2 separate regions of the Homo sapiens genome follow, and region 2 is linked to region 1. The links are chromatin contacts, found by Hi-C or POLR2A ChIA-PET in ENCODE. All regions are on one chromosome and are shown on one strand. The core of a region is the stretch at or near the end of the contact, and the rest is flanking DNA. Distances in the headings are between cores, read along the strand shown. Region 1 has its middle 22 kb from the start of MIR4472-2. Region 2 has its middle 27 kb from the start of MIR4472-2.

What was found. A loop is a pair of places that touch in the nucleus more often than their neighbours do. ChIA-PET counts read pairs that join two places held with the same protein, here RNA polymerase II (POLR2A). Pooled maps may share reads with other maps.
Region 2: a loop to region 1 is called in a map of PC-3, with 7 times the contacts of the local background. The contact joins two enhancer-like sites. A Hi-C loop is called at or near these places in 5 of 168 maps with a recorded cell type or tissue (PC-3, astrocyte of the cerebellum, breast epithelium and 2 more) and 7 of 50 pooled maps. POLR2A ChIA-PET finds 5 or more read pairs at or near these places in 1 of 52 experiments (PC-9).

Annotation. Positions count from the first base shown.
Region 1 is chr12:116,404,725-116,408,514 of GRCh38, reverse strand. No RefSeq gene overlaps it. Among named protein-coding and RNA genes, the nearest start is that of MIR4472-2, 22 kb to the left of the region's middle. Within about 2 kb of position 1,746, at least 7 of the 41 ENCODE cell types and tissues checked have a DNase peak (open chromatin) inside an H3K27ac peak, as active enhancers do; they include PC-3 and breast epithelium, where a contact is called at or near this core.
Region 2 is chr12:116,453,641-116,457,430 of GRCh38, reverse strand. No RefSeq gene overlaps it. Among named protein-coding and RNA genes, the nearest start is that of MIR4472-2, 27 kb to the right of the region's middle. RefSeq lists enhancers at 28-527, 2,248-2,786. Within about 2 kb of position 1,655, at least 29 of the 41 ENCODE cell types and tissues checked have a DNase peak (open chromatin) inside an H3K27ac peak, as active enhancers do; they include PC-3 and breast epithelium, where a contact is called at or near this core.

The DNA.
Region 1 (3,790 bases), core at 497-2,996:
ACCCGATGACAACCTTCCCTAAGAGATGGCTTCATATTAGCCCAGAACACTGGGGCCCAGCAATGGGAAGCCACTTGCTCAAGGTCACACAGCCAGTGGGATGGCAAGCCAGGATTCCAAGCCAGATCCTTCTCTTATTTATTTATTTTTTTCTCAATCGCCCAGGCTGGAGTGCAGTGGTGTGATCTTGGCTCACTGCAACCTCTACCTCCCAGGTTCAAGTGATTCTCCTGCCTCAGCCTCCTGAGTAGCTGGGATTACAGTTGCCTACCACCATGCCCGGCTAATTTTTGTATTTTTAGTGGAGATGGGGTTTCACCATGTTGGCCAGGCTGGTCTCAAACTCCTGACCTCAAGTGATGCGCTGGCCTCAGCCTCCCAAAGTGCTGGGGTTACAGGCATGGGCCACAGCATAGCTCATTTAATTTACCAGTCACCAAGTAGCTCATTTTAATCAGTTTCCTGATTTGGCAGGAGATGAAACAAAATGGGTACTCTCTTAGACACTGTAGTTGCCCTCCCAATAATTTATCCTAAGATATCATTCCAAATGTACACAGGCGAGGTGCAGTGGCTCACACCTGTAACCCCAACACTTTGGAAGGCCAAGGCAGAAGGATCACTTGAGGCCAGAAGTTCAAGACCAGCCTAGGTAAACTTGTGAGACCCCATCTCTACAAAAATTTTAAAAATTAGCCAAGTGTGAGACTACATACCTGTAGTCTCAGCTACATGAGAGGCTGAGGTAGGGAGACTGCTTGAGCCCAGGAGCTTGAGGCTGCAGTGAGCCATGATGGCGCCATTGCATGTCAGCCTGGGCGACAGAGTGAGACACCATTTCAAAAAAAAAGAAGAAAGAAAGAAAAAGAAAAGAATGTACACAAAGACTTAACCACAAGGCTCTTCCTCTTGACCTCTTTCACAGTAAAAAACAGAAAATCCCTAACCATACAACAAAGTAATAAAGGCTGTGATTGATATTCCCATTTCACTGATGGGAAGATGGTGCAAGAGATGTTAAGCAGCCTAGGAGTGGAACTCAGGTGGTCTGGCATCAGAGTCTGAAGCTCGGCACTATATGCTTTTGGCTTCTAGAAAAGCCTGAAAGGCTGAAAGTAACAGTGGTGCTCTCTCGGTAGTTGGACTATGGGTAGTTTGTATTTTATTGTGTTTAGAGACAGGGTCTTGCTCTATTGCCCAGGCTGGAGTGTGGTGGCATAATCATAGCTCACTGCAGCCTTGACCTACCAGGTTCAAGTGATCCTCCAGGCTCAGCCTCTCAAGTAGCTAGGACCATAGGTGTGCACCACCATGCCCAGCTAATTTTTTTGTGTTTTGTAGAGCTGAGGTCTCCCTATATTGCCCAATCTGGTCTCAAACATCTGGGCTCAAGCAATCCTCCCGCTTCGGCCTCCCAAAATCCTGGGATCACAGGTGTGAACCATCACGCCCAGCTGGTAGTTTTTATTTGTTTCCTTTTGGCCTATGCATACTCTGAATTTTCTACTGAGATCATCCATTGTTAGTATACTTTGCCTAAAAAGAAAAAGAAATACTATGTATTTAAATCAGTCAGTCAACCAACAACCAACCAATCCATCAGCTGCGCTATTTTTGCATGTCTTCTGTTGTAAATGAGCCACCTCCAGTCACAGCCAAAGTCACTGTTCCCAGTCATTGCAGCCAGAGGGGCCTTGCCCTGTGGTGTCAGCCAGGGCGTGCATCTCAGTCTGCCTCTGCTGACAGCTCCATGTAGGGCTTGTGAAATCAAGGCAGATTGCATAAGAGCGTCCCCTGGGGCCCTGGAGCTGTTTGTCACCCCTGAGTTATTTTTATTGGTTGTAAACTGAGCTCTCCTTTTTGGAAGCTTCCTGGGACTGTAGAGTATCCCAGCCTCTGCAGAGAGAGGACAATGTTGGCCAGGGCTGAGAGGGCCTTGGCCTGGAACTTTGCAGGGGCCTTTTTGCCCAGGGTCAGAAAAGGAGGGCCTGTCGCAGTGCCTCACGCCTGTAAACCCAACACTCTGGGAGGCTGAGTGGATCACCTGAGGTCGGGAGTTCAAGACCAACCTGGCCAACATGGTGAAACCTTGTCTCTACTGAAAATACAAAAATTAGCTAGGGGTGGTGGCGGGCACCTGTAATCCCAGCTACTCAGGAGGTTGAGGCAGGAGAAACGCTTGAACCTGGAAGGCAGAGGTTGCAGTGAGCTGAGATCGCACCACTGCACTCCAGCCTGGGCGACAGAGCAAGACCCTGTCTCAAAATACAAAAATAAAAATTAAAAAAAAAAAAGAAAGAAAAAAGAAAAGGGAGTCAAAAAGAGTTCAACCCCTGGCCTTGCATCCTGGGTGTTTACCCCACTTGCCTGGTGGAGAACATGATGATGCTGATGATGATGATACAAATAACACAGCCAATCTCACTTTGCACATTCATGTGGACTGTAAGAATGACCGTGCAAACTGAAAGTGTACAAAAAGATCTCAATCACCAACAGGATAAAATAAGATTATTCTGTGACCTTTAACAATCTTCTGTCAAAACACTAAAACTCTCTTACTGTTGGCTATAAATGTTTAAGGAAATGAAAAACTAGGTAAAACTAACATCTCTTTCTTATACTTCAATTTAGAACATTAGAAACATTGAAAATATAACTGTAGGCTGGGAGCAGTGGCTCACGCCTGTAATCCCAACACTTTGGGAGGCCAAGGAGGGAGGATCACTTGAGCTCAGGAGTTTGAGACCAGCCTGGGCAGCATAGTGAAACCCTGTCTCTATAAAAACTAGCCAGGCATGGTGGTGCATGCCTGTAGTCCCAGCTACCAAGGAGGCTGAAGTGGGAGGACCACTTGAGCCCAGGAGGTTGAGGCTGCAGTCAGCTGTGATTGTGCCACTATACTCCAGCATAGGCGACAGGAGTGAGACCCTAAGAAAAAATATGTGTGTGTGTGTGTGTTGTATTTCTTTGTGTAAAAACTATCAAGAATAGCCTGAACCATGCTTGCCAGCTTCTTGTTTAACTAATGATACAGAGGGAGCATCTTGTTCTATGCCTTGGCGAATTGTCATATTTCTTTCTAAGATTGGATCAGTTTCCAAAATTGTATCCTTTGAACTTTCAGTGTTGTGAAATGTCCGCAGGAGTTCCTGCCAGCCTCACTTCCTCTGGATGGACTTCGTCCTTTTCCTCACAGTGACTTCCCTCATCTATTTCTTCTATAACCCTGGGATGGTGAATTTTATGTGTGAACTTGGGCAGGGCCATGGTATGCAGATCATTGGTGAAACATTATTCCAGATGTTTCCTGTGAAAGTATTTTTTAGATAAGATGAACACTTAAATCAGTAGAGTTTGAGTAAAGCAGATGGTCCTCTATAATGTGGTGGGTCTTATCCAATCAGTTGAAGGTCTTAATAGAAAAAGACTGACCTGCCCCGAAGAAGAAGGAATTCTGCCTCCAGATAACCACAATAGCAATTCTTCCTTGGCCCGGGTCCCCAATCTGCCAGCCTACCTTGCAGATTTTGGGCTTGCCAACCTCTGCAATGTGTGAGCCAATCAGTATATCTATCTATGGGTTTTATTTTGTTTTGTTTTGTTTTGGTTTGGTTTGGTTTTGAAATGGAGTCTCACTCTATCATCCAAGCTGGAGTGCAGTGGCATGATCTCAGTTCACTGCAACCTCTGCCTCCCGGGTTCACACAATTCTCCTGCCTGAGGTTCCCAACTAGCTAGGATTACAGGTGCCCGCTACCACGCCCAGCTAATTTTTGTATTTTTAGTA
Region 2 (3,790 bases), core at 406-2,905, 49 kb before region 1:
TACTACTACTACTACTAATAATAATAGGGAGCCATGGAGGGTTTTAGCAAGAGAGAAAATGAGAGTAACAGGGAGGAATGTGGATGGAAGGAGCAGGAGCAGAGATGGTTTAGACCAGTGGTTCTCAGCCAGGGGTGGTTTTAACCCCACCCCCCATCGCTACCCCCACAGGACATTTGGTCTGGAGTCATTTTTGCTGTGACCATGCGAGGGGAGTTGTTCGTGGTGGCATCTAATAGAGGCCAGAGATGCCACTAAACATCTTACAACACAGGACAGTCCCCCACAGCAAATAATCATCCAGCACTGAATGTCAATAGGACTGAGGCTGAAAAACCCAGATTTAGATTAAGTATGGGGGCTGTTGCGGAACAGAATATGGGTTGTCAAAAGGAGGCTCCAGGCAGAACAAGGGCCCTGGGGTGGCCAAAGATTGGAAGAGCCTACTCCCCTCCCTTCCCTCCTCCCGCCAAGTGAGCGCCTCTCCTCCCCATCTGCAGTGTGTGCTGAGGGTGGGGAGGATGGTAGCAGAGAAGGCATGGGTGGGGCTGGCAGGGAGAAGTGCTGGAAAGTCTACAGGCCCTGGCAGACTGGCCAGTGACCTTCTCTCCAGCTCCTGTATCACAGGCTCAACATATTCCTTGAATGGGGGTAGATATCCTGCGTCGGGGTCTGGTTTGCCTCGCGGAACACCCACCCTGGAAATAGGGACCCGTCGCCACTCAGCTTGCAGATCACAAAACCCCAGGGGCAGCTTTGCCCTTCTTCAGTCCTCAGAGTTCCAAATGTGATTTCCTTCAGTAACATAAGCACAGAGGGAAGGGAGGAGGAAAGTGAGTGGGGAAAGAGAGAAACAGCGAGTCAAAACCAGTGAGGACCACCAGGACAGAGCCTGGGAGGGACAGACAGACTCAGCAGGAGAATGAAATGTGGAGAAAGAAAAACACAGACTGAGACTGAGAAAGAGAGATCGAGACGAAGCTGGAGAGGGACAAACGGAGAGTGGTGGAGAAACAACGGAAAACCCACGTAAGAGAGAGCCAGACAGATTGAGAGTGGCAAGAAGAAACAGAAATGGAGAAGGAGCAAAAGAGAGAGAAAGGTTGACGGTGGACGGGCAGACTAAGAGTGTGAGCAAGGGACATCTTTCCTTGCAAACTCCATGGTCCGCTGCCCAGTAACTCTCCAAGGCTTTGCCATATTTCAGCCACGGAACTGGGGAATTGGGAAAGTTTTCTCATCACAGGTCCGGGACGAGTGAGCATTGTTCCCATTATTGCTGGCATTCTCTGCGAACTGGACATTAGCCAGCAGGAAATTCCTGGGACAAATCTTTCCACTCAGAGTTTTTTTAAAACTTTTATTTATTTATTTTAATTTTTTTTCTTTAGGGACAAAAGAAAAAAAAGATCAAGAGGCAAAAAGAAAAAGAAAAAAAGAAATGAACCACCTGATACAGGAAAAACATATCTAGCAACAGCCTCAGTTGGGCCAGGGGAGGCTGAGAAGCCACTGTGTCCGCTGCGCTTCATTCTTCCCCTGGAAGGATTTATGATCTCACACTGCCATGACATCACAATGCGTTGCCATGGGTCCCACTTTATTATCATAAACAAAACGCCGTTCCTTGGGCCACTGCCTGTCTGAGCAGGAGGGGAGAAAAAGCCTCTGGGTAATGTGTTTTCTTGGGAAGGCAGCTTGTTCGGAAGTCTGAAAAGCTGCAAAGATAGTTGTACATACAGTTCCCTCCCTGTAGCCTCTGGACAAGGTTTGGGACGGGAACAAGAAGGATGAAGTCAGCTCCCTGCAGGAGGATCTCCAGCTCCGCGTGTTCTCACTGCCAAAAAGCAGCTTCCCCGGGCCTCCCTCACTGCTCCAAACAATGTTTTTATTCATTCACCGAAAATGCATGGAGTACCTACTGTGTGCTAGACACTGACAGAGCTGGGGCAGGGATCAATGAAAAACGTGACGCCAGCCCCACCCCTTTCAGAATCTTTAATACTTAACAGCCCGCAAATAACATGAATGTGTAAAATTGTAATTTGGGTTAAGTCTGCTGAAGGAAGCAAACAGGAAGCTAGGATGAGAATGGAGGGAAGAGGCTATTTACATGAGCAATCTGGGAGGGCCTCTCTAAGGAGGTGACATTTTAGACCAGACTTGAAGGAGAAGTAGGAATTGGCTGTGAAGGGCAGAGGGAGGTGGCAGTAACTAAGGCAGGACCAGCCACACCAGGAAGAGTGACCGTCGGGATCTAAGTTCCCACCAGGGGCCTCTTCCCACGTATTTTATAGAATTCCTGGGTAGCTGACTCAGATGAGAGGGCTTATTATGAGGAATCATCGTTGTCATGAGTCTGAGCTGAGTAAAGCTTCCGCACCCTGCCACAACCATGCCAGAAAACCCTCATTTCCATTGCAGAACTGTCAGATCGGCACTGTGAAAACAAGTCAGCCAAGAGCAGAAATACCTGTAGGACGCAGAGGGGGCTCTCCCCAGCATAAGGCCATTTTGCAAGAAGCAAATAATGCTCTTAAGCAGCAGGAAGGAGAGAGGGAAGGGAGGGGAGAGAAGCCTTGGGGACAGATGTGGGGGCACTGCCTGTGGGTCAGGAGGCCAGGTGAAGGACAGGTGGGTAAGCCGTCCCCGCCCCTCCCAGGAGATGAACCATGAGGGAGTTAGGACTCTGGATATAGAAGAGAACGAGAGGCCAGGCATGTTGGCTCACACCTGTAATCCCAGCACTTTGGGAGTCTGAGGCAGCAGATCACCTGAGGTCAGGAGTTCAAGACCAGCCTGGCCAACATGGTGAAACCCCGTCTTTACTAAAAATACAAAAATTAGCCAGGCGTGGTGGCAAGTGCCTATAATCCCAGCCATTTGGGAGGCTGAGGCATGAGAATTGCTTGAACCTGGGAGGCTAAGGTTGCCTCCCATGTTCCAAGACCGCACCACTGCACTCCAGCCTGGGCAACAAGAGTGAGACTCTGTCTGAAAAAAAAAAAAAAGAAAAAGAATAGAACGAGAGCTTCTAGATCATCTGAACAATGATGGGGACACGGAGGCCCCAAGTAGAGAAGGAGCTGGCCTGAGGTGGTACGGGAAGTTAGGCGCAGAGCCCTTCCGCTCACTTGCTGTGTGACCTTGGGAAGCTCACTTCACATCTCTGAGCCCCTGTCCCCACTGTAACATGGGAAGAATGCATATAAGGCTCTTTACACTGCTGCAATATATAGAGAGGGTTGTTTTTTGACCCCTACTTCCTGGAGAACACGTTCATTAAACCATGCTGGCTTCCCATTTGTTAGTTCATTTCATACTCAGGGTGGCCCTGACAGGTAAACATGGCTGTCCATGCTTTACAGATAAAGAAACTGAGGCCAAGAGGGGTTGAGTAACACACTCAAGGTTCCACAGCCAGGTATAAGGGCCAGATCCCCACCCTACCTGCCTGACTTCAAATGGAGTCCGTGTTCCCGACAGAAGCTTGGCCTTGTCCTGGGATGCATGAATGTGTGTATGGATAATTGGTACTGACCCAGAGACACAGAGCTAGGATGGAGACAAGGCTGAAGAGATGAGAGACCCAGCTTGCTGGCCAACAGTGATGGTGTGCCAGAGGACAGAAGAGACGCCAGGATGTGGGAGAGAAGAGAGGACTCCAGTCTGCATGCTGAGTGATATGTCCAGATGCGTGAATCTTTTTTGAATCTTTTTTTTTTTTTGAGACAGAATCTCGCTCTGCCACCCAGGCTGGAGGGCAGTGGCATGATTTCGGCTCACTGCA